Regions from separate parts of the Homo sapiens genome. Here region 2 is linked to region 1. Evidence: chromatin loops called from intact Hi-C (ENCODE). Cell type or tissue: Caco-2. All regions are shown on one strand. Links, peaks and the distances in the headings refer to the core of each region. The heading gives the core; the rest is flanking DNA.

What was found. Hi-C counts contacts between places; a loop is a spot of excess contacts. Peaks named below come from ENCODE experiments on the same cell type or tissue, not always from the same donor. Only the 100,000 strongest peaks of a DNase experiment are listed, where the experiment ranks them.
Region 2: it touches region 1 in a loop (4-fold over the local background); 2 of 110 quality-filtered maps call a loop at or near these places.

Annotation. Positions count from the first base shown.
Region 1 is chr1:80,542,261-80,554,787 of GRCh38, forward strand. All of the region lies in intron 1 of LINC01781 (long intergenic non-protein coding RNA 1781), which reads left to right. Among named protein-coding and RNA genes, the nearest start is that of LINC01781, 13 kb to the left of the region's middle. In Caco-2, for the core only: no CTCF peak of the experiment used is centred there; no DNase peak of the experiment used is centred there.
Region 2 is chr1:80,649,532-80,662,058 of GRCh38, forward strand. No RefSeq gene overlaps it. Among named protein-coding and RNA genes, the nearest start is that of LINC01781, 120 kb to the left of the region's middle. In Caco-2, for the core only: no CTCF peak of the experiment used is centred there; a DNase peak (open chromatin) is centred at 6,670.

The sequences.
Region 1 (12,527 bases), core at 3,262-8,261:
TGTCCCTGTAAGGAGATAATGTTACCTACACTGCAAAAAGAAATGAAAACTTAGGCTGGTCACAGTAAAACTGCAACTAGGACCTGTACTTTCTAACTTGCTTACAAGTGTTCATTCATTCTACTCTATCTTAAATGACATTCCATGGAGCAGAGTGTAATCTTCTTTTCATAGTAGATGTATATATGAGTCACATCTTGGAACTCGCAAAGAAGTTCTAAATTTTGAGCACTGTGTAATACATATTTATTGTCCCACAATTGAATATGTGTTTGCATGGGAAATATGTTTCTTTGAAGGTATTCTTTGAATCCAGTTATTTCAAAGACAAATAAATTATATGCCATTATGGCTTCCTTCATGTTGCATGTACAGCTATTATAAAATCCTCTTGTGTTAAAGTTAAAGCAATTCATATAGTAGTAGTTATTGTTGAACTTTTAAGATGCTATGCTTATTTTTGCTATGTGGAGGGAGAAAGTCCAAGCCTTCTATTTATGTTCCATCTCCCTGGAGCACCCATCCCCTTGTTCTTTTTGCCTGAATAACTATTATTCATCAAATCTTAGTTTAAATGTTACTTCTTCAGGGGAGTCTTTCTGAGCCCCTCTTAGAGATCTAGTAAGTTTCCCTTTTGTATGTTTTACAGCACTCTGTATTTCCCATTTGTAACATAAATCATAATTGTAACTAAATATTTTGCAGAGTTATGATTTGTTTAATATCCAATGTCCTGAAAGACTGAGTTCTAAGAGAGCAGGGACTTCTTTCCTCTACATCCCCAGCAACAAACACAACAACGTGCACCTGTAGACACCTAACTATTTTTGAAGCAAATGAACAAATGAATGAGTGCTAAAATTGAGTGAACCATTAAAAAAAAAGTGCTGATGATCTTTTAATTAGTAATTATTGTTAAGTGATAAGTTTCATTGCAGCATAATTTCTTATTTTTTTCTTAGAAGCTGTTTCTGTTGAAATTTAGTAAGATCCTCTTTTCAAAACAATAACAAAAATGAATATATTTCCCTTAGCACACTTTTCATAAGGTGACTCAAGAAATTGGGATATCCTGTAGAATATCAGGTACAGCAAGTGTTGGAATTATGCAGCAATCACAGGATGGAATTTTTGAAACATTTTTAGATGAGTGTAAAGAAAAGAAACTGAATGTGTGCTCCTGACACAGGAATAGGTATTTAATAAAATAAACATAGTTTATAGATCACATGAGGCCTTTCTGTGACTGAAAGTAGAAGCATTGGCTGATTTTAAAAAAAAAAAGTGAAAGTAATTGTGTTTATTTTCATTAGTTTAGTCACTCTTAGTTAAGACTTTGGTGTAGGCTACCTCTCCACAGGATGAGCTTCAGTGAAATCATATTTAAATGCAATCGCAGCACTTCATTAATTTACATACATAAATTATAAAATATACACATATACACAGTCCCATCTCTAACAACCTTTTTACAAAATGCTACTTGAAAAAATTTTAATAACGTTAACCTTTCCAATGACAAATGCTTTTTCTTCTTATATGTACACAAGTCATCAGACAAATTTACCAGGGGTGTTCCACAAATAATGAGGAAGGATACCATTTGTGTTCATAAATTTAGTCAGTTTGTCTAGGTGGAAGGATCATATATCATAAGTCTATAATTTTATTTAAGGTATGTGGTTTACAGACTTCTAATAAACTTGATATGCATTAAAGTAGAGAAGAGTAAGCAAAAAAAAGTTTTCCTAAAGATCCAAGTAGTTTTTGATAACTGTTTAGATGAATAATAATCTCACTAGAGGTGATATTTCACATATAAAGATATTGAGATACATGTTCAAAATATCAATATGTTGCATAATATTTAAAGCATATTCAGTAACAACAGTTTAAAAAAATTCTAATGAGATACATCTCACTAAGTACATTTATAAATGGAAAAGCAAAATTTAAATGGCGTTTGAGATTGATTTCATGCATTCTATCTAGTATTATCATTTTATCTCAATACACAGATTTCCACAGAGATATATAACTAGGTCATAATACAATCTCCACACTTATTACTAATTAATTATGTGCAAATGGAAAGAGCACTGATGGCAAAAATTTGCCAACCCAACAACACTTGAACCATGGAGGGTTACATTGCCAAGTGTTGAATTTGTCAGTTCTCAAATTATAAAAGATTAAGTCACAGACAGTATTCATATTACTGCATCATATCTGTAAAAAACTTATTATGATTTATTAATGTGTTAGTCGTTGGTCATCATTAACCCTATAGAAAGTCAAAAGTGTCAGTCAATTAATCCCTATTAGAGGACTAGCCATGGAAAAAACCCTTGGATGTCTCAATCACCTAACATAATAAATTTTTATGGCCGCATTTACTTACAGTAAAATACACTCTACCAATATGTAGCTAAAATATTATTGAAATATAATGCTACTACATGAGATATGGATGGCAGACTAATTCATTGAGACATCAAAATTATAGTGGCAAAGCATTTTATGTGTTGTATAATTCTTGCACTGTAGCAGCTTCTTTTTTTTTTTTTTTTTTTTTTTTTTTTTAAGATGGAGTCTCACTCTGTCACCCAGGCTGGAGTGCAGTGGCACAATCTCCGCTCACTGCAACCTCCACCTCCCAGGTACAAGCAATTTTCATGTCTCGGCCTCCCGATTAGATGTGATTACAGGTGCCTGCCACACCATGCCTGACTAATTTTTGTATTTTTAGTAGAGATGGGGTTTCTCCATGTTGGCCAGGCTGGTCTTGAACTCCTGACCTCAGGTGATCTGCCCGCCTTGTCCTCCCAAAGTGCTGGGGTTAAGGCGTGAGCCACCACGCCAGGCCTGATGTAGCAGTTTCACTTGGTTATTAAATCAGTAAAAGTCTAGGAAAATGGTGACTTTTCTTAATAAAATCTCTCTGCTATGCGCCCATGAGGATGAACAGTGAGCAACTGAATTTATTTTGTAATGTCATAATTTGTCTTGTGTTGAGAAGACAATATAAAACAAAGGTGCTTCTGAGCTCAATACTACATTGTTTATGATGAAACCAAATATTACCTCTTCTAGTTCAGGCAGTTGTTATCTTGGTAATACCCATCCTAAGTCATTAAAACAGTAATTGAAAAATACTTGTTAACTACTATAATTGTAGGTTTTATTATTCATCAAAATAAAGGACTGCTCACAAAGTACATCTTGTGTCATTTATGACCAATAATTACTACACTACAAAGCAATTGAAAATACCTATTTCCATGAAAAATAATTGTAAATATATTTATTAATATAGTTCTAATGGATTTTAAATGAAATAGCACAATATGCAAGAAACTCATATTTGCCTAATTCATCCCCTGAAAGAGCTAATTGGAATTCCTTGAGCAAACATTATTTTTAAAAATATCAAACCCAAAGTAAGTACTTCTGTGAAAATAAAAGAAAATCAAAATAAATGGCTTTCCCGGAAGACAAAGAAATATGTTCTAATATTTGAAAAATAAATATCAAAAACACATTACATTGCTCCTGGCTGTAATATATAAAATGTGATCTCAATGTACTATGAAAACTAAGAAGGTGATTGGCTATTGTAGAGTTTGTAAACTACAGTAGGATCTGTGTTTCCTGTAAGTTAATGTCATACATTCTAAATTGAGATTTTTTTAAGGATTGTACAATGTAACATAATTAACTTCCATATGCTATGAATAGCTCAATATTATACGACAAATCCAAGAATTACAGAGTCAAGAGATTTAATGTAAAAGTTAAGGGTATTTTCTAATTAATTGATACTTTAAAAGTAAACCTATTTCAACAAAACAAATAAAATGACAAAATAAATGCAAAAGCAGTTTTTAAATTAAAAACAATTTAAAGTTTGAAAAAGTAGTATTCAACTCTTTCTCACTTTCTTTGCCCACGTTTAATTATGAACTATTAGAATATGAAAGCATTATTAACCACTATAAATCAGTGTAAAAACCAGTGGTATAGGTTAGGAGCTACATTTTTGAATTATGTTTAAAGCAGTTGAAAAGGGTGAAGGATTGTGTGGGAAGTGGTGAGGGGCTGATGGAATCAGGCCAGGTTTTGCTGGACTCTTGCCTACAGTTATAATTAGATGAGTTAAACCTTATTACTGGTACAGAATGTATCTCTTTTAGAAGGAATTAAGAATGTCCTTAAAATTTTACTCAACTCAACATTTTACCTATTAAAAGCATCTAAGTTACTCCTATCAAGTAGATACAACTTTATGTCCACACCTAGAGATAGGTGTTGATATGGGCCACTTTATTTGTAATGTAATGGGCATTTTTAATGTAATTATTAATTCAAGGAATGGTTATGATCTTAAGTGCAGCAGAGTAGAACAAGACACGATGAATCAAATATATCTTAGTTCAAATTCTCACTCTATCATTAATGTGTGGAGTGGCCTTGAAAGTTCTATAACATGCAATACATTATTCATCAGCATGTCTGTTTTATTCACAGCTGATAATGCCTACAACGTAGGTTAGTGTCTGACACATGCTAGGTTCTCACTGAAAACTTATTCCTGGCATGCAATAACATGAAATCTTATCCTTTAAATCATGCATCAGCTCTATTAATGTTTAATATGAAGCAAAAATGACAGAAGTCTTTGGGAAATAGTCTTCTGTAATTCGGTACTTGACATTTGGCCCCTTAAGAGGCTTCAGGGAATCTCTAACACTTTTATGTAAAATTTACATGTTATGTAAATTTGTATATTCTGTGTAAATTTTCTAGAGTTTTATGACTTCATTGTTTATTGAGATACCTGTTTCAAACCTCTTCCATTAACTTGCTGAACTTCTTTGTGCTTCAGTTACATAAACTTGAAAATTATAGAATGAATGAGAAATTAAATGAAGTAATATATGTAAAGTACTTAAAGAATGACTGGTATATAGTAAAGGTGTCAGAGGCATGTGAACAAAAACAACTTCATCTTGAGTAGGAGCTGGGTAAAATGAGGCTGAAACCTACTGGGATGCACTCCCAGATAGTTAAGGCATCCTATATCACAGGATGAGACAGAAGGTCAGCACAAGCACGGTGGCTCATGCCTGTAATCCCAGCACACTGGGAGGCCGAGGCGGGTGGATCATGAGGTCAGGAGATCGAGACCATCCTGACTAACACGGTGAAACCCAGTCTGTACTAAAAAATACAAAAAATTAACCGAGCAGAAATCAATGTACTTTACGTTCTTAGCTCCCACAATTTAGCCTAAATATTTGCCCTAGCATTCTTATACTAGTCCAAGCAGGCATTAGGTCATAGCCTGTTCCTCTTCCTTATCTGAAGATGTTTCTACCTTTCTCAGCATTCCACAAATTACTTCCTCCTTCCTTTGTTCTCCTCTGCCTTTGCCTCGTTTAAAAAGTTCTAAGTTGCTAGACAATCAGAACAAACAGAAAATGTAAAGTCCCGTTCCAGCCAATAAAAACCAGACATGGCAGTAAGGTGGACACATCAGGTTATAAATGACCCTGTCTCCTTTGTTCAGTGTACTCTCATGACAAAACTGCTAGCAAGTGTACCTTTTCTGCAGAAAGTAAAAAAAAAAAAAAAAATAGCCTTGCTGAAAAAAATAAATTTATGTTCAAGTGCTATTTCTTTGTGACATCAAAGAACAAACATTTCTAACATGGACCAAACCAATGTATTTCTCAAATGTATTTGATGTCTCATGCCTATTTAAAATGTATAAAAGCAAGGTGCATCACAACCACCTTGAGCACATGTTCTCAGGACCTCCTGAGGGCTGTGTCATGGGCCACAGTCACCCATATTTGGCTCAGAATAAATCTCTTCAAATATTTTACAGAGTTTGACTCTTTTTGTCTACACAACAAAGGTTAAAAACCACTGTTATGAGTAATAAGAATGGAAATTGTAGGAAAAAGATCTCTAAGATCTCCCAAATTTTTCTGTTTCATAAAAACAATGAAAGCACTGGCAAAAAACATTTTACTAGAACTCTAGAAAATAATCTAACATGTGCAACAATCCAAGGATCATTTAATGAAGAAAAGCAGTTTAATCTTGTTTAAAATAGTGAATTTTGTGGTATTTTAACTTACCTTATTTTTATCCTCCTCTTTCCAACTTCATGGTACTCTTGAAAGTCAACAGCTCACAATTACGGTGACAATGAGCAGCCTAGCAGCCACTGGAGATGACTTAACAGATTTGTAGCTCTCCTAAATTCCCTGGAAAACCCAAATCTCAGTATTTGCTTTTATTTGGCCTGTCTTATAGATGTGCTAATATAATCAGTCCTTTCCCAAGGGACAAGTGTCAAAAAAAAAAAAAAAAAAATCAGTAGCAGTTGTTTAACATCACACATGCCTGGGGCAGTGATAGCAGTTGAGGCTAACAAGAAGCTGAACAAAAACTTAAAAGGAAAAGAAGAGAATGAGATTGCCATAAGAGGATTTAAAAAGTTCTGACAAATTCCTGGGAATGCTGAAAGACACATTAATTCATACGGCTGTTCACACACCAAAGAAACACCTGAAAAGTTTTGAAGATTTCACCTCTGGCTGACCTTGGCGCTTTATGAAAGCAAATAGTACAGGTTAAGGAAGAGTTTAAACAGCCTACCTGAGTGTTGAAGGCATATCCTAAATCACTGGATCCCCTTGCCAAAGGCTAGGACACTTGTTGGCTTTCAGTCATTTAAGAAAATCTCTGTCTAATTATTAGCCAACCACTAAGCTAATTAAACAGAAGCTTCAATGGCAACATATTACAAACAATACAAACCATAAAGATTTAGCTCAGGAAAGTCATGAAACAAATAGCAACATCAGCAAGCTCTGGGTCAAAGAGAAAACTTGACTTCCAGAGATGCCACACAATATTAATTAAGATGTCCAGTTTTTTAAAATACAAGACATAGAAATAAAGAAGTATGGCCTGTACAGGAAAAAAATAAATAAAAATAAAAAGGAGTCTCATGTTAAAAGAACTAAAGGAAATTATAAAACAGTACCTCATCAGCTAGCATATAGAAAATACTATTATAATAAAATGATTTTTTAACAAGAATCAAGTACAGATTCTGGTGTTGAGAAGTATAATAATTGGAATAAAATATTACTAGAGAGGCTCAACAGAGCATTTGAGCTGGCTGAGGAAAGAATCGTAGACTTTAAGATAGGTCAGTAACTATTATCCAGTCATGGGAAAAGAAAGAAAAATAATTAAGAAAAATGGGTACAGCCTCAGAGACCTATGACATATAACATTAAGTATACCAACACACACACAATAGGAGTTTCAGAAGTTGAGGAGAGAGAGCAAAAAGCAGGAAATATAATTGAAGAAATAATGACCCCAAAACTCCTACACTTGATGAAACATTTTAATCTAGAAATCCAAAAAGCTCAATAAACTAGAATAAACTTAAAGAGATCCATATCTAGACATGTCATAATCAATCTGTCAAAAGCAAAACACAAAGGTTGAATTTTAAAAGCAGTAAGAGAGAAGATGCTCATCATGTATAAGAAACCATTAGTAAAATTGCAGGTGATTTCTAATTAGAAAAAAAAAAAAAAATCCAGAAGGCAGCGGGATAACACATCTGAAGCATCAAATGAAGATATCAGCCAAGAATTCTATATCCAGCAATGTTATTCAGTGAAAAACAAGAAGCAATTAAGACATTCTAAATAAACAAAAACTGAGAGAATTTATCAGTAGTAGGCCTTCCCTAGAAAAAAATATTAAAGAGAATCCTTCAGGCTGAAATGAAAGACTACTAGATGGTAACTCTAATTCACATGAAGAAACAAAAGAACACAAAGTTAACCACGTGGGATAAATATAAAGATAGCATTAATGTGCTTTTATCTGTAACTTTTACATCTGATTTAAAATACAACTTGTAGAAGAATAGTTATAATTCTGGATTGATGGACATATGTATAAAGTTGTAATTTATAAAATTAATTCCATAGACTAGAGTAGAGGGATTTTGGCTATATATAAAAATATTTAACAAACTAAAAATAGATGAAAACTTCCTCAACCAAGTAAGGTCGTCTATGAAAAACTCGCAACTAACATCCTACTTAATGGTGAAACACAAGCTTTCACTCTAAAGCAAGGAACAAGCCAAGGATATACACTCTTGACACTTCGGTGTTGTACTGGGGTTTCTAACCAGGGCAATTGGGCAACAGAAATAAATTTAAAGTATCAGATTGAAAAGGAAAAAGTACAGCTATCTCTATTTTTAGAGGACATGATCTTGCAAATTTGAAAATGCTAAGAAATCCACAAAAATACTATTTATTGGCCAGGCGCAGTGGCTCAAGCCTGTAATCCCAGCACTTTGGGAGGCTGAGGCAGGGAGATCACCACATCAGGAGTTCGAGACCAGCCTGGCCAACATGGTGAAACCCCATAATTACTAAAAATACCAAAATATTATCTGCACGCCTGTAATCTCAGCTACTTAGGAGGCTGAGGCAGGAGAATCGCTTGAACCCAGGAGGCAGAGGTTGCAGTGAGCTGAGATCACACCACTGCACTACAGCTTGGGTGACAGAGCGAGACTCTGCCCAATGAACAAAAAAACAAAACAAAACAAACAAACAAAAAACCTATTTATTATAGCTAATGAACAAATTCAGCAATAATGCAGGGTAGAAGACAAATACAGAAAAATAAATTATATTTTCAATAATTAGCAGTGAATAATCCAAAAACCAAAATAAGAAAACAGTTTCATCTACAATTGCAATAAAAAATAAAATACTTAGAAATAAATTGAACAACATAAGTGCAAATATTATAGGGTGAAAATGACAAACATTATTGAAATAAATTTTATAAAAACCCTAAGGTAATGAAAAGACATTTTTGAGTTCATGAATTGGAAGACTTGTTATTATGATGATGCCAATATTCCCCAAATTTATCTACAGATTTAATGCAATCTCTATAAATATCCCAACTGCCATTTTGCAGACATTGACAACCTGATTCCAACATTCATATGAAAAGGCAAGAGATCCAGAATAGTCAAAACTGTCTTGGAGAAAAAAAAATAAATAAATAAAACAAAACAAAGTTGCAGGATTCACACTTTCGAAATTAAATTTGTAATAACTCTTGAATTCACATTTCAAAATTTAATGAAGACATTGTGGTACTGGCATAAGAAGAGGCATATATAACAATGAAGTAGAACTGAACATTCAGAAATAAATCTTTACATTTATGGTGAAAGAATTTTCAATAAGGGTGCCATAATTCAATAAGAAAAAAAATAGTCTTTCCAATAAATGAGTTGGAGACAACCGAATATTCACATACAAAAGAATGAAATAGGAACCTTACCTCACACTATATATAAAGATTTACTCAAAATATACCAACTACCTAAATGAAAGAGGCAAAACTGTAAAACTTTTATTAGAAAACACAGTCATAAATCTCAGTGACTTTAGATTAAGCAACGGTTTCTCAGATATGACACCAAAAGCACATACAACAAAAAGAAAAATAAGGAATAAATTGAACGTGGTCAAAATTAAAGCTGTTGTAGAGAATACTATCAAGAAAAAGATATGGAAAGACATCTCACAGAATGGAATAAAATATTTGTAAATATTATTCTGATAAGGTTGTAGTATTGAGATTGTATATGAAGAACTGTTACAATTCAACAACAAAAAAGACAAGTAATCAAATTTAAAATGGGTGAGAAATTTAAACAGACATTTTTCCAAATAAGATACAAAGAGCCAAAGACCCCGGAACGATGTTCACTATAAATCATCTTTAGAGAAATGCCAATTAAAATCACAATGCAATAACACTTCATACCAGCTAATAATGTTGCTACAATTAAAGAGATGAGGATGTTGTCAAGGATGTAGAAAAGTGGAACACTCCTACATTGTTTCTGGGAACATAAAATGGTGCAGCTGCTTTGGAAAATAGTTTGTCAATTCCTCAAAAAAGTAAAAAAGTTGTGTCACCTCAAAACTCCACTGCTAGATATGTATCCAACAGAAATAAAAACATATGTGCACCCAAGAATTGTACGCAATTGTTTGTAACAACATTATTCACAGTTGCCAAAATCTAGAAACAACACAAATTGTTTAATTGATGAAAGAATAAACAAAATGTGGTATATCTATACCATAAAATATTATTTAGCCATAAAAAGAATAAAGTACAGATACATGCTACAACATGGATGAACATTGAAGCATTATGTATTCTATGTCAAAGAAGCCAAACAGAAAAGCCATGTACTATATTATTGATACTATATGAAATGCACAGAATAGGTGAGTTTATACACACAGAAAGTAGATTATTATTTTCAAGGAGCTAGAGGGAGGATGCAATGAGGAGTGACTGCCAGTGAGTGTTTCTCTGAGGGGTATCTAATTCCAGAAATTAGATAGTGATGATGGCTGCAGAATTATTTCAAAATAAAATAAAAAAATAAAAACACTTCTATAAGAAGTGCTAATATTTTTGTGGCTTCATTACAATAAGAAAAATATTCAATGCTTAATAAGTGCCAGGAATGAGATATGCGATGGATAAAGATACACATTTTTTAACCCTCAGTGTATAGTGTAATGTAAAAGACAGACATATGTGAGAGAATTATATTAAAATGTATCAATAAAAATACTGGTATTATGAAGCAAAGGTACAAGGGACTGTAGGAGCCGATGCTAGGGATGACTAAAAGGGGCATAACTGTTTCAAGAAACTTAAGAAAATAAATTCTGAGCACACAGAATGACACACTGAATAAAGAGAGATGAATCTATAGAATCAGAAAGGCCTTGAAGAACCTTGTGAAGATTTTCATATTTATCTGTTGAGCAAAGGGAAAGAAAGCCATTCTAGAATTTTAAGTAGAAGAGATGAAGTACTATGATCATATCCGTATGAACAGAAGGAAGGTGTAAGAAATGCAGGAGAGAAAAGCAACAGTGAAAAGAAGAAAGCCAAGTAGGAAAACACTGTAGTAATCCTGAAGATAAATGATGCGGACTTGAACTGCTACAATTACGACGACACTGGAATAGTGGAAAGGTAAATGAATCCAGGAACAATTTAGGGGGCAAAAGGGACAAGACTTAGTGATGGATTACGCATGGTGTTTGGGAAATGATACAAAGTTCCTGGAAATGTGTCTTGACTTCACAACTGGGTTTGTGGGAAAAGATTTGGGTTCATTTTTAGGATGTGATAATGTTATGGAGACATATAAATGGCATTAATAGGTGCTCAAAAAATATTTATTAAAGGCTAGTATTGAATGAATAACAAAAAGCCAATTGGTTGTAGCAGTCTGGATCTAGGCCTTGATGTAATAATTTTGGCTGGGGTCAAAGATCCTTTTTTAGTACTTGATAATAATAACAAAAATATTAAGAAAGCGGGAATCCTAATACAGAAGGAAAACCCTTTACAACTAAATAGTTAAGTAAGGAATAAATACACATTTTTTTTAAAAAGCTGGAGTGTTGTTGTAAAATTAGTTTCCAAATCCTTCTCACCAACTAATGGGTGGATATCTTACCCAAGTATAACTATGAAAAATGTCTCCATCCTGTTCTTAGGATTTCTTACTGATCTTGTTGATGTCTCATGATTGTATCATAATAAAAATGTCTCCATATATAGTTGTTTAGTACTAATTGCAGAGAACATCTAATATTTCTGTCTAGAAATTTTTAAAGATCGCTTGTTAATGGAACAGTATTTTCAAATAAGCAGTTTGCTTTTATTGTGCTCTGCGTAATGCTGGCTGATGTGGCTTTTATTCAGTGAATGGTACTTATGTTCAGAACTGTGGCTCTCTGCTTTGTGTAATTATCCTAATACTCCAATGCGCCCCTGGCTGCATTAGTTAGATGAGTTATCCTCAAGTAAGTTTTAGTTTTCCTCTCCCCCTTAAGAAAAAGCTATTTCTTTCTTTCTTTGTTCCCTTTTTCTTATTTGAATACAGTAATGAAGTAGAAGAAAATAGTAAACAATCCCACAATAAATAATGACATGTAAGATTTTGGGATATATGCTTCCAAACAGTACACTTAGTATATTATAAATCATTTAATGTAACACGTACCAGTTGGTTTCTAAAAATACATATTTTCATTTTCAATAGCTATCAAACCTCAGTTATTAAAACCTGACTTGAAATTACTAATATAAATTATATAACACTGCATATCATTAATGTATTATAATTACACATTTAATGTATTTTTCATATTTTGCTTTTATAAACTAAGCTGTAATAAGCATATGTGTGCATCAGTTCTAGCATATTTGTGTCAATATTTCATTATTATAAATTCCTAGGAGACAGTTTGCTAATTCAAAAGATATGTGCATGTGCAATTTAAGCCTTTTGATACATATTAAGAAATTTGTTTACAGGATAATGCATACATTTAGTCTCTCCCTGA
Region 2 (12,527 bases), core at 3,653-8,652, 110 kb after region 1:
CCTAATTTTGATATGGAAATAATGAGCAATGTGGGCCACACAAAGATGGTACTGAGAAGGCACACAGAGAGGCACTAAAAAAAAAGCTAGATGTAGTTAAAAGTAGAAATAAAGGCATGGGTTTGAGTTTTACATAAATATCTAAATTCAAATATATACATTTGACAACTCTGGAGATATCTACAAATGGCTTGCTTCGATGGCTGGATTTGGACAAGTCAATATGTTTATAATTCATGTCATTATAATTCCATTTTGCCTTACATATCTGCTTAGTTGCATAAAAGAAACTATAGACTGGGAAAATAGGCATCGCCTTTTCTTTCTTATTTCCAGGAATTACAGTGATCCAAATAGTCATAGCACTTCCCTGGCTATAGGCCCTGGAGTTTAGGCCTGTTCAGATAGAAGAAGTTTAATAGTAAATAGTGTCATCAGGACACAGCAATGGTTCTGGAAATCCAATAGCAGCTTAATATATTGACAATTTTCTGTTAGTATATCAGCCAGAATATTACATTCTCAAGCAATTAAACCTTATCTCCTGCTGTTTTTGAAGTCATGAACCATCAAATTTCCTATTTTTGTTAATCAGCCTCTATTCTTGATTATGAGTGCAGACAGCTATGAGTGCAGACAGGGTGATTTGGTAGAGAAAGTATGTAAAGAGCCGACTAGAGAAGTTATTCAAATCCTCATGACTTTAGGCAAGACCATTTTCCTCAGAAGCAGTTCAGGACATTTCTAGGACCTGGAGCATAGTGGATTCCTTTGCTGTATGTGAATCTATAGAAAAGAAAGCTTAAAGGCATATCAGTTGAGAAAGAAATCTTATTATATAATAATCATTGCAAAGTGATCTTAGCATTTATGAACCAACTTTAAAACAAAAAAAAGTGTAAAATGCATAAAACAAAAAATTAAATTTTAATATCCAATTACTTTTGGAGGTATATAATGTCTATTTTATATATTATTGATCAATGTGCAAAGTATGTAGAAATTGTATATTAAACTTTTAATATGTATAATTTGTGCACTGAATAAATACTGGGCCTTAGACACTACCAAGGGTTATCTTTAACACTGAGACTGTAGCACTGCCAAAAGTATATTCTTTTTCTTCAGTGAAAAGCATACCCGATCCAAAAAAAATCCATAATAGCTACCTTATTGTGGTTATGGTAGACAATTAGAACTTTCTTTAATAAACACATTATTATATTCTCTTCCATTATGTTTCAATTTGTGATTCTCCATGGTATTTTCTGTTGGCTCCAACTTCTATCAGTGGGCACATGTTGGCGATGACTGACAGAGGCTGCTTTCAATAGTCTTATTCGCAACAACACCTCTTAGTTGAAGTCCCACATGTAGTTTAGCCATTAGTCAGCTCTTGGCAGCCTCAGATGCCTTTGAGACAACAATTCTCATTCATTGCTCTGTCAGTTTACTCAGGTAGGTTTATTCATGTCTTAATGTATATTTTTAAATTATCCTTGAGATTTCCTCTTTAACCCATGGATTGTTTAGAAGTGTGTTGTTTAGCTCCCAAGTATATAGAAGATGGAGTAGACACACTTTTTTCCTATTCCTCCATCTAAGTATAACTTAAAATCAAGACATTATATATATACAAAACAAACATAAGAAAGATCTACAGAGTGAAGATAAGAAGGCAGATTGGCTGTGGACTTTGGGACCAAGGCAACAGCAGAGTGGTGATTTTGGTGTTTTCCTCTTCCTTCCTATATCCTAGGCTTAAAGCAGAAGTTGGCAACCCAGAAACACCAACGCGTGCAGAGCAAAAAGAAAAAACAAACAAAAAAGTGCACACTTAATAAACAAACAAAAAACTCACCATCACCATCAAAAGTATGTTCTTTCTCTATCTAACCAAATAACTAGGAACTGGGCAACCCAGAATGACATAACTTTTAGACCACTCTACTTCAGTCAAATACCACAGAAAAAAATATGGCTCCCTCATCACCCATGACAGCAAAGGCTGAGTGGTGAGCTGAGATTTTGATACTCTTCAGGCTATAATGAGGTACCCCAGTACCCTCTCCAGTGTGGTGTTATATAAAGGTTTGAAGTATTACTGGAGGCTGACTGAGGAACCTAGACTTTCACACATACAGGGAAGAAATGAGGGAATATACCCACTGCTTCTACTGGGGTGGTGTCAATGAAAGCCAGCTAAAATGCTGAAGACACAGCAATAAGCAAGATAGGTTATGACTTTTTCTCTCTCCTGAATATTCTAGTGGAGATCAGGGTCCAAATGTTTGTAATATTAAACACTGTAATATTAGGTTATGTATGTTACAGAATGACTGTGTCTCTTGCTACAGACGTATAAACCAAAGGTAGTGCCTATAGCTAAAAACAGACAACTGAACAAAAATGTCGTATGTGCCAAGATGAAGAAGCAAGGCAAGAGGCAAGTACTAGAAACCAAAGCAACTTAGATGACCATGAGGTGTCCACATGTCTTGATAAAGAGTGATGACTATCTGTCCACATAGAAAATATTTCATTTAATTATGCCTAGGAAAATATATGTTTATGGAGTACTTACATAGCATAAGGCAAAAGAAAACACACCTTTTAAAGATGCAGAGCAGCTGAACAATGAATAGGTGATATTGATGACTGATATATTCTGATTTATAGTTAATTTAGATGAGCCTACTCTCCCCATAATTCTAACAGCTTTAACTATGCCACAGATTTTCTTGTGGATGAGGTTTATGTTAACCATGGCTGGTCAATGGTGGAAAGTAAGGATAAACAGGACCAAATATCTTAAAATTTTGAACTGTAGAAAAATCATAATACATTCTTTCATTAAATTTTGATATAAGATGTGTGTCTTTAAGATCCCAGTCATGAGGATTTATTATAAAATGAGCTCAAATGTAAAGCAGAACTAGCATATGGATTATGAGCATGATATTAAACGAAGATATCAAGAACATGTAATTAGTTTTCAAGTAATTAAAAAACAAGAATAAAAGTTATTTTACGTTCTGATATAATTTTTTAAAAAACTCATCTATGTCAAAGGTAGACATTCGGAGCTACACATATGACCCATTTTTAGAATATCTCACTTCCCTAGTTTTCTCTTTAGTCTTTTTTACTTGTAATAAGAAAAGCTTCAAACCCTTTGGCTAGTATTAATTGTACACAGCAAGTTGGAAAACACCTCTTATAGTATTCTTGAAAGTAAGAAAGTCTGTTTATTTTTGATGGAACATTTATTAGTTATGTTGATCCTGCAAATGTTAATGTCAAAGAGATAAACTATATGAATAATAATATTTTCTGTGAACTTGAAAAAAGAAATGGTTTTAACATTATAAAGAGAGATGCATATTATTATCGCAACATTTAAAAAGTTTTGTAAACAGTATGAATTAAAAGTCAGATATTCACAATTAAAAATAGAAGACAAATGATCAGATTTGGAAAGGTTGTTGAACGGCCGTGGCCATTTTTGTAGTGCACAGAAAGGCTAATGTTTAATCTGGTACTGTACCTTGGCACACTTATATTCATTAACAAACATTGAGGAGAATGGATTCTCATTACAAATTTTTCAAATTATGTGACATAACGGGAAAACAACATTCAATTATTATGCTAGGTCCTGACACTCCAACATTTTTGCTTTTTTATATTTCTCACAGCTGGTGAAGAATGCCTATCTTGTCATCTTTTCAATGCTGGCTGATATATATTTGTTTCTAAATCAGTTGACATTTGTACTGGAAAGGGTTCAAGTACCTTCATCCTGTTCATTGTTACCTTATGCCTGTGGAATTTTACTGTACCACTCTGTAATAAAACTCTAGTCTCTTGGCTATTTTGTTCAGAAACCTGCGGTGATTTCCTAATTGCCTTCAAAATGAAGTTCTTTAACTTTGGCCAAGCAGTCAAGCACATGGTATTTCTTTTTTTTTTTTGAGACGGAGTCTCGCTCTGTCGCCCAGGCTGGAGTGCAGTGGTGTGATCTTGGCTCACTGCAAGCTCCGCCTCCCGGGTTCACGCCATTCTCCTGCCTCAGCCTCCCAAGTAGCTTGGACTACAGGCGCCCGCCACTACGCCCGGCTAATTTTTTGTATTTTTAGTAGAGACGGGGTTTCACCATTTTAGCCGGGATGGTCTCGATCTCCTGACCTCGTGATCCGCCCGCCTCGGCCTCCCAAAGTGCTGGGATTACAGGCGTGAGCCACCGCGCCCGGACCACATGGTATTTCTAGTGGCCATCTTCTTTTTTTTTTGAGATGGAGTCTCGCGGTGTCTCCCAGGCTGGAGTGCAGTGGCGCGATCTCGGCTCACTGCAAGCTCCCCCTCCCAGGTTCATGCCATTCTCCTGCCTCAGCCTCCCTAGTCGCTGGGACTACAGGCGCCCGCCACCACGCCCCGCTAAGTTTTTGTACTTTTTAGTAGAGACGGGGTTTCACCATGTTAGCTAGGATCTCCTGACCTCGTGATCCACCCACCTCTGCCTCCCAAAGTGCTGGGATTACAGGAGTGAGCCACCGTGCCCAACCTCTACTGGCCATCTTCTTAACACAGTTATCTTCTACTATCCTCCACCTACCTCCTCGTCAACATCTGATTCTCCTAACTTTCAAGTATATCTTGCACGTGTGCCTTTCTCCACATGTATCCAGCTGTATTAGTCTGTTCTCATGCTGCTAATAAAGATATATCTGAGGCTGGGTAATTTATAAAGAAAAAGAGGTTTAATGGACTCACAGTTCCACATGGCTGGGGAGGCCTCACAATCATGGTGGAAGGCGAAGGCAAACAAAGGCATGTGTTACATGGCAGCAGGCAAGAGAGCGTGTGCAGGGGAACTGCCCTTTATAAAACCATCAAACCTCATGAGATTTATTTACTATCAGGATAACAGCAAGGGAAAAACACGCCTCCATGATTCAATTACCTCCTATTGGGCCCCTCCCACCAAACGTGGGGATTATGGGAGCTACAATTCAAGATGAGATTTGGGTGAGGGCACAGCCAAACCACATCACCAGCTGTTCCCATTCCCCTTCTGTATTGTCTTCTCCAAATTAACACCACTTTTCAAGGCCTGGCTCAAATGTCACTGTCTCCAGGTGCCTTCCCAGGTTTTTCTCATGAGTTTTTTCCTCTGTGCTTCCAGTGTTCTTGTTCCCATTACTATTTTATCTCAGTATATTTAGCCTTGTATTCAAATTTTATTTTAAACTTGCCCGTCTCCTCATTATTATTAGGGCTTGTGTTGTTTTATATTTCTATAAATTGTATTACCTTTCATATTGTGTTTTTCCTATTGTACTTCTGAACAAAATAATGTTTCACTGTTGGTCAAAATTAATAATTCATTGAAATATACCAAATGAACGCATACAAAATACGCTTGTAGGTTTAATTAGATCTCTGAATATAGCAGACCCAGACCCAGTCACAGTGTGATTTTTGCAATATGAATTGCAGTTCTTATTGCATAGATCATTCACTATCAGAGCAAGTCTGTTGATTTATGTTGAATTTTAGAATCCATGAATATGCATATATTACATATTGAGGTTAAAACAAAAATCCTTAATAGGGAATTAAGACAGGATATTTGTGAATGTTTCATGGCTAAACGGGACTATGATAAGCTATGCCAATATATATTTTCAAAGTAAGCAGAAAAACAGGAAAAGAAACCTAATATACAGGCATTTTAGACACATAATTTAGCCTTAGGACAAGGTTCTGAAGCAAACAACACAAAGTTAAATGCCTCTAAGAGGTACATAGATAACAGAGATGTGGTATGCAATTTGAGTTATGATGGGTAACCTGCTAATAAAGGGAATAAATTGAGTTTTGCCATGAGCTAATGTGGGCCAATAATACCAAACTTAATCTTTTTTTTTTTTTTTTTGCATTATTTGTCAATTTTTATATGAGTTGTCACACAAAACTCTGGGTTTTTACCTTCTCTTGAAAAAATCTAAAGATTAAAAGAATCTCATAATTAGCAGTCTGTGACTTCTGTTCAAAGGCTCTTATAAAAGGTGATTGAAAAGAGAGAGACAAGCAAAATTAAATGTAGCAGTTGGAGAGAAGTGGAAAATCCAGTATACCTGTTTTGAAGTACAGGTTGAAGATCACGAGTGATTTGTGAAAATTTAAATACAGAATAATAGCAGATATAGTCTAAGTAATGACATAACTATATTGATATGAAAGGTTGATTTCTGACTTTTGAGAGTTGATCTAATTATAACTTTTGAGAGTTGATTTTTGTTAGCATTGAGAACATTGTACAAACATTTTCTCAGTCTTCTATATAAAACCTAATGGTATCATTATTTCAGATGAAGAAACTGAGACACAAAATTAAGCAACTTCTCTGAGATCCTTGCATAGCAGGAAATTAAACCCAGCTCTTTTGTACTAGAATGTTAGTGTTCCTAGCAAACACGCTAATCTGTCTCCAATTATTTGGATCTAAAATCAGGTATATATATGTTTAGCTAGCATCTGCCCTTCACAGAGTTCATTATCTCTTGGGATTTATGATTAACTTCTTTCTGGGATTGAGAAACTAGTGACTAGCAGCTAGATGCTGGCAACTCAGCTGAAGTGGTTTGAAGAAGCTTACCAGGAACTAGCCAGTGCCCTAGTGGCCATCTCTGAAATATCCCTAGAACACCTGCCAGGCAACAGACTGGAGGGTTTATTCGTGTGCTGTTTGTACAGTTGAGAAAAAAGATACTGCCAAAAGCCCAGCCTGAAACAGCCTAAGGATTAAAAAAGAAGGAGCAAACTTGAAAGATGTAGATTGAGTAAATATGTAGGACTGATTTGGCACTCAGTCCAATGTGTACAATAAAAGAAAAAGCATGAGTCAGTAATTTGCATGAGGTTTCTCTCTTAGGATTTTACTGAGTAGAATAGAAAGGATGATTAGAAGGGAATATGAAAAGAGGTAGTATTTTTGTGTCAACAGAAATAGGTCAATAAAATATATAATATGTAGTTTGGTTATATGGGGTGATGGTTCTGGCCATATTGATGCTAATTGAATAAAAATCATTGTTATCAATTTCTAGTATAATTGAAGAGCTTTCCAAAAAATTATTCATCTATCATATTTTATTTTTAATCATTAAATTTACGTTTTTTTTAATCTGAAGGCTAAAGTTTGTCTTTTATTCTCTTGACAAAACATTGACAAGCTGAGAAAAACACACACGGAGTGCTTTTGATGGGCAAATATGAGTCATGCTGCGTTGGATGAGTAACCTATGAGTGAATTTTGGCCATTTTGTTTTGAGCTGTCAGATAAATTTCTCTTGGGCATCTTTCCTATTGCTGTGCATCTGAGCAAAATAATATTTTATTGTTGGTCATAATTAATAATTCATTGAAACATACCAAATGAATGCACTCAAAATATAGATGTAAATCTTATTAGATCTCTGAATATAGCAGTTCCAGTCACAGTATGATTTTTGCAATATGAATTGCAGTTGTATGTTAGATCCTTTTCTCTCAGAACAAGTTGAGAATTATAATATTAAAAAATTGACAAATTACTTTCTGCTTATAAATGAGAAAACAGATTTGTAAAATGTGAAATGAGCCATTCTAGCAAAGTAGACTTTGAGCTTCAAGTGTAAACAGTTCAGTTAATGGCTGGGGTTTCTCAATCTCAGAAGCTCTGGTGCATGGGGAGGGTGAAGCAGAGGTTATGGGAGCTCTTCAGCATTTTACTGAGAACATCCTTATAGGATTTAATTAGGCAGATTACCTGTTATGCATGGTGTAGTGTGCTGAACAGTTTTAAACTGGTATATCCTCGAGGCAAATGGAAGGCAAAGTCATAAGGAATTACATTCTACACAAATAACTCAGAGTATTTTATTAGTGGGCCTCATAGAAATAAAATCTTCCTTGCCAATGCACCATTTAATGTTTAACTCAATTGAGTACCAAAGAATTGGTTAAATGTTCAACGGCCATCTAGATTTATGGATCCAACCTGACCACCCTTTCAGTATTTTTTTTTTCTAGTAACAGCGTTGGAGCTTTGAAATAAAACAAAATACCTTTAGTTTATAACAGCATGTGCTTTATTCTACATTACCAGATAATAGCACCAGTATAATTGTTTACAAGAAAGATAAATCTGGTTTTTGAAAAACAGTAATATTTTATAATTAGAACTTCAAAAAGTAAAATTGCTTAAAATACCCCAATGAACAGTACTGTTTACTAATCACTTCAGGATGCAAATGTTAACTTGCTACGTATATGCTAAATTCCTGAATCTACTTAATCACTTTATTCACCTAACCACCTACAGGGAAGGGTCACTGTGTCAAGCAATCCTGAATGGTATTTTGTGTGAATTGGGAACAAAGCTTTTAAAGGCCAGAGGTTTAGGAACATAAACCAGATGTGCTCATTTTAAAAAGTCTACTTAGTTTGTGGAGGAGAAAGGTCAGCCTCTTAGATCTTTTAAAAATCTTACTGTCAAACACATTCCATGGAAACTAAGCATTTTAATATTCTTAGAGGGCTGCTTCACTGACTTTTTTTTTGATAAAATGTTTGCTCTGATCTGTGTTGTACATGAGTCTATTCTACATTTAGAGTACAATAAGATTTCCTTAACCTTTTAAAAACCCCCAAAATAAGTTAGAATATTTATTTAGACTTTTATTCCACAGAAATGATGTTGAATTATTTTTTAAAATTGTAATTCTAAACACAAATGTCTGATTTAAATGCCAATTCTCAATTATTTGCCAAGTACAAATCTAGGTCACAAATTGGCTATTAAAAGGAATAATTTATAAAGATATATTTATATAAAAGTGAATGACTTTCCTCTTTAGGGTGACGATACACATGATGTCTAGTGCTCACTTTCACTATAATTCTGTTTTAAAAGAATTTATTGAAATTCATGCTTCAATACTTCTGCAGCATATAAATTACATTGAATTTTTGTTTAGACTATTTTTATACTATTCATCCAATTATTCATGAGAAATAGGTATTTCTTTATGATAATAGTTCAGATTTACATTCTCCTAACTCTTAAGTTATTCCAGTATTTCAGCTGTTACTGGTGCCATCTAATCTCACCTCTGAAAGCAGAGTTGTGTGTATTTAGCAATACATACTCTGATATCCTATGGCCTTGGGATGAGTCCCGCATATTAGCTATATGATCTTGGGTAAAGTTAAATTTTTAAATTATTTAATTTCAATATCTGTTTCATTTGGTCAATATGACTAAATGAGAAAATACATGATATGCTAACACAGTGCCTGGCACCACAGTACTGAGTACATTGCAAACTTTTACAAAATTTTACCTACTCTATCCAATCACATAACAAGTCAAGCAGTATCTCAGCCTAAGAAACGGCTGTAGAGTTTGAAAAGTGTTGGGCTTATCTTCTCGTTCTGACCCTCTGATCTCAGGCAACATCCTTAAAATATCTTAGTCTTTTAAAGGCCTATATTAAAGCAAATATTTTAAATGCTTATATTAAAATAGGTTCTTTGAATTATTATAAAAATATGAGATAACGTTTGAAATGACCTAGTACCATTTCTCAATAAAGTTATTTAAAATTTAATTTGTAATGCTTTATCAATGTTATGTCTAGCCTCAGTTTAAATGCAGGTTATTTTTAAACTATAGTAAATAACAATTTAAAAATAACCTGAATTTAAACTGAGACAAGACTCACATCTGCATCAGTGGATTCGGTGTTTTGGCAGAGCCTATGAATTTCTTCCTGACATCTGTTTCTCCCTTTCTTAGTAATAGAATTCCTGATTTTTAGCTAGCCACATGGACATCTGGAATAAATGTTACATTTCATGGCCTAAGTACCCTGTTTACTAGCAGAGAAACGAATGTTGAACCTCTAATATAACACCATAACTTGGAGAAAACACCTACCTCCCGGTAAAATGTCGCTTACGTGTATTTTTCTTTTTTTGATAATAGAATAAGTAACAATTTGCCCATAGTGAAATACACACTTATTCTGAATGCAGATTTGTCTTCTTTGCCCACAGTGATTCTACAAACAACATTCCTAAGTTTACTGCATTCATTCTTCACTCTAAAATATCCGCATATGATTCCTTCTGACCAAGAATTTTGCTTTACAGCAAAAAAAGCAGAGCAAGGGGATAATTGCCACAGCACTAAAGAGTCATATCATGTACTCCATCATCCAGAGTCAGAGAGCCTTTTAAGAGAGTGGAAGACTATATGTACTGCTCAGTAATGTTACCAACTAGAAAATAATTTCATATGATTTGTTGATGTGTACATATGGATTATCTTCTTAACCAACAAGCATAATGGTGTTTTTTGTTTGTTTGTTTTTGTCACAGCTGAAATACATGAGTCTGGGAGGTAAGAATGGGGGTAGGAGGGTCACCTCTCACTGTTTCACTTTATGACCCATTTACAAAATGCTGCTTTCAATTCCTGTGATCTTGACCTCTCCTGGCTTGGAGATCTTAGTACTCAAGGAAGAAATTCTTCCATCAGGGAACACAACGATAGCTCAATTGGAGTCAGACTTGAGCTTGCCACCTGGCCATTCCAGGTTTCTCATGATATTTATTCAGTATTTACACAGAATGTTACAAGGTGGGTGAGTGTGATTGATCCTCATTAATCAGGGGAAATAAGGTGACCATTGTGCATTAGGGACACAGGAAATATTTGGAAACCAGTGCATTCTTTTGTGTGCCTGATAGAACTGTCATATCCATTGCAAATAATAATAATAATGGCAAAACTGTAGCATTTCAATATAAGGAAGTCTTCTAAGAACTCAGACCATTCAGATGTGAATGTTTGAATTACCCATCCAAACTCCTGTTAGGCACTGGATGAGAAGCAAGTAGAAAACGGACTTGAAGGAGCAGGACCAAAATTATAAATACCAACTATGATATCACTACCAGCTGTACAAATGAGGTCTTCAGTGGCTAACATATTGTTCCTTGTTCTGTTATGTGTATATTTTTATTAGCTAACTTTACTTTTTTCCTTCATCTCTTCCTTTCTCCTATAATTTTATATTCAGTGTGGGTGGTGGTTAACTTTATAATTTTATCCTTGGTTCAGGGTTGTGACAGAATTAGAGGAGAAATGATCACACAGAGATGAAATCAGTGCTTGCTAGAACTCATTTTAATTTATAGAGAGATATTGCATCATGTTAGCTGGCATCATATTGTGTTTCCAAATGCTCCTGTTTGGAAGCTTAAATTTGGGATGAAGGGTATGTACGGATGACAAATATTTCCAGCAGAAGTTTTGTAGGTACTGTGCCTTGGCTCCCACACAACCTCCATTCCAATCACTTTTTGGTGTGCTATCCTGTACTGAAAAGGCTAGATAATCCAAACTGTATTTCCCAATCTTCTCATCTCGGGAGTTCTGTTGTAATTTAGTGTCTGCCAAACACATTTTGTAAGTTTTAGATTTGAAACTGAGTTATGGCAAGAGAAGAAGAACCTAATGCAATCATTTCTGATGATAAAGTTTGTAGCAGAAGCATCAAGGATCCTAACTAGATGACTCTCTGCCATGATGTGGGAAGAATTCCCCATTGGGGCAAAGACAGTGGGGCTCTGTGTTCTGCCCCTTCCTGATTCAGTGGCTTCTTATAGTCGTGGGAACAGCTTTCCTGCTAATATCAGAGGCACTGTGATCAAAAGGTCTGGGGGGAATATTTGTCCTCTCTGAGCTTGATCCACTCACTCAATCTTACAATAATTCTATTTGGTCAATCTATAATTTAATTAACTTCATCATAACAATTATTCATTCTGAATCTGCCCCCACGAAATTGAAATATTAGTACAAAGATGAAGATGATGTGATGCCTTTGTTGAAGGAACTCACACTCATAGGAAGAGAGATAGTCACTATGATGCAAATCAGACTGCAATATAATAGAATTAAAAATTACATGCTATAGGAACATTGCAAGTAATTCTATTTGTTGTTGGATAAGGTTCCATACTCTTTGGGCCCTAATTAGAGTAAACTGAGCAGAATTTTAATAAAGAATTTAGGTGGTACAGGAATGGTTCCTCAGCATTTCAGGCTGAGGTATTGGAATTCTGTGGTTGGGCTAAGTGACTGTCAGATGAATACAGATGAAGAGTGAGTTTTTCCATTACTGGAAAACCCAAAGTGTGAGTGTGAATGGGAGATCTAGGGGAATAAATCTAGAAAAATAGGCTGGAGATCAGGTTGCATTGAGACCTAAATGCAATGGGAGTTTACATTTTGTTTTGTGGGGGTGGGTTTTTTTTTTGGTTTATTTTGTAGGCAACAAAAATTACAAAGCTCAGTTGAAGAAAGGAAATTATGGAGCTACCATATAGATTAAATTAAATGTGAAAACGAGAGGAGTATGAGGAGGCTAATTAGGACGTTATCACAATAGGAAAGGATATAACCTAAGGCA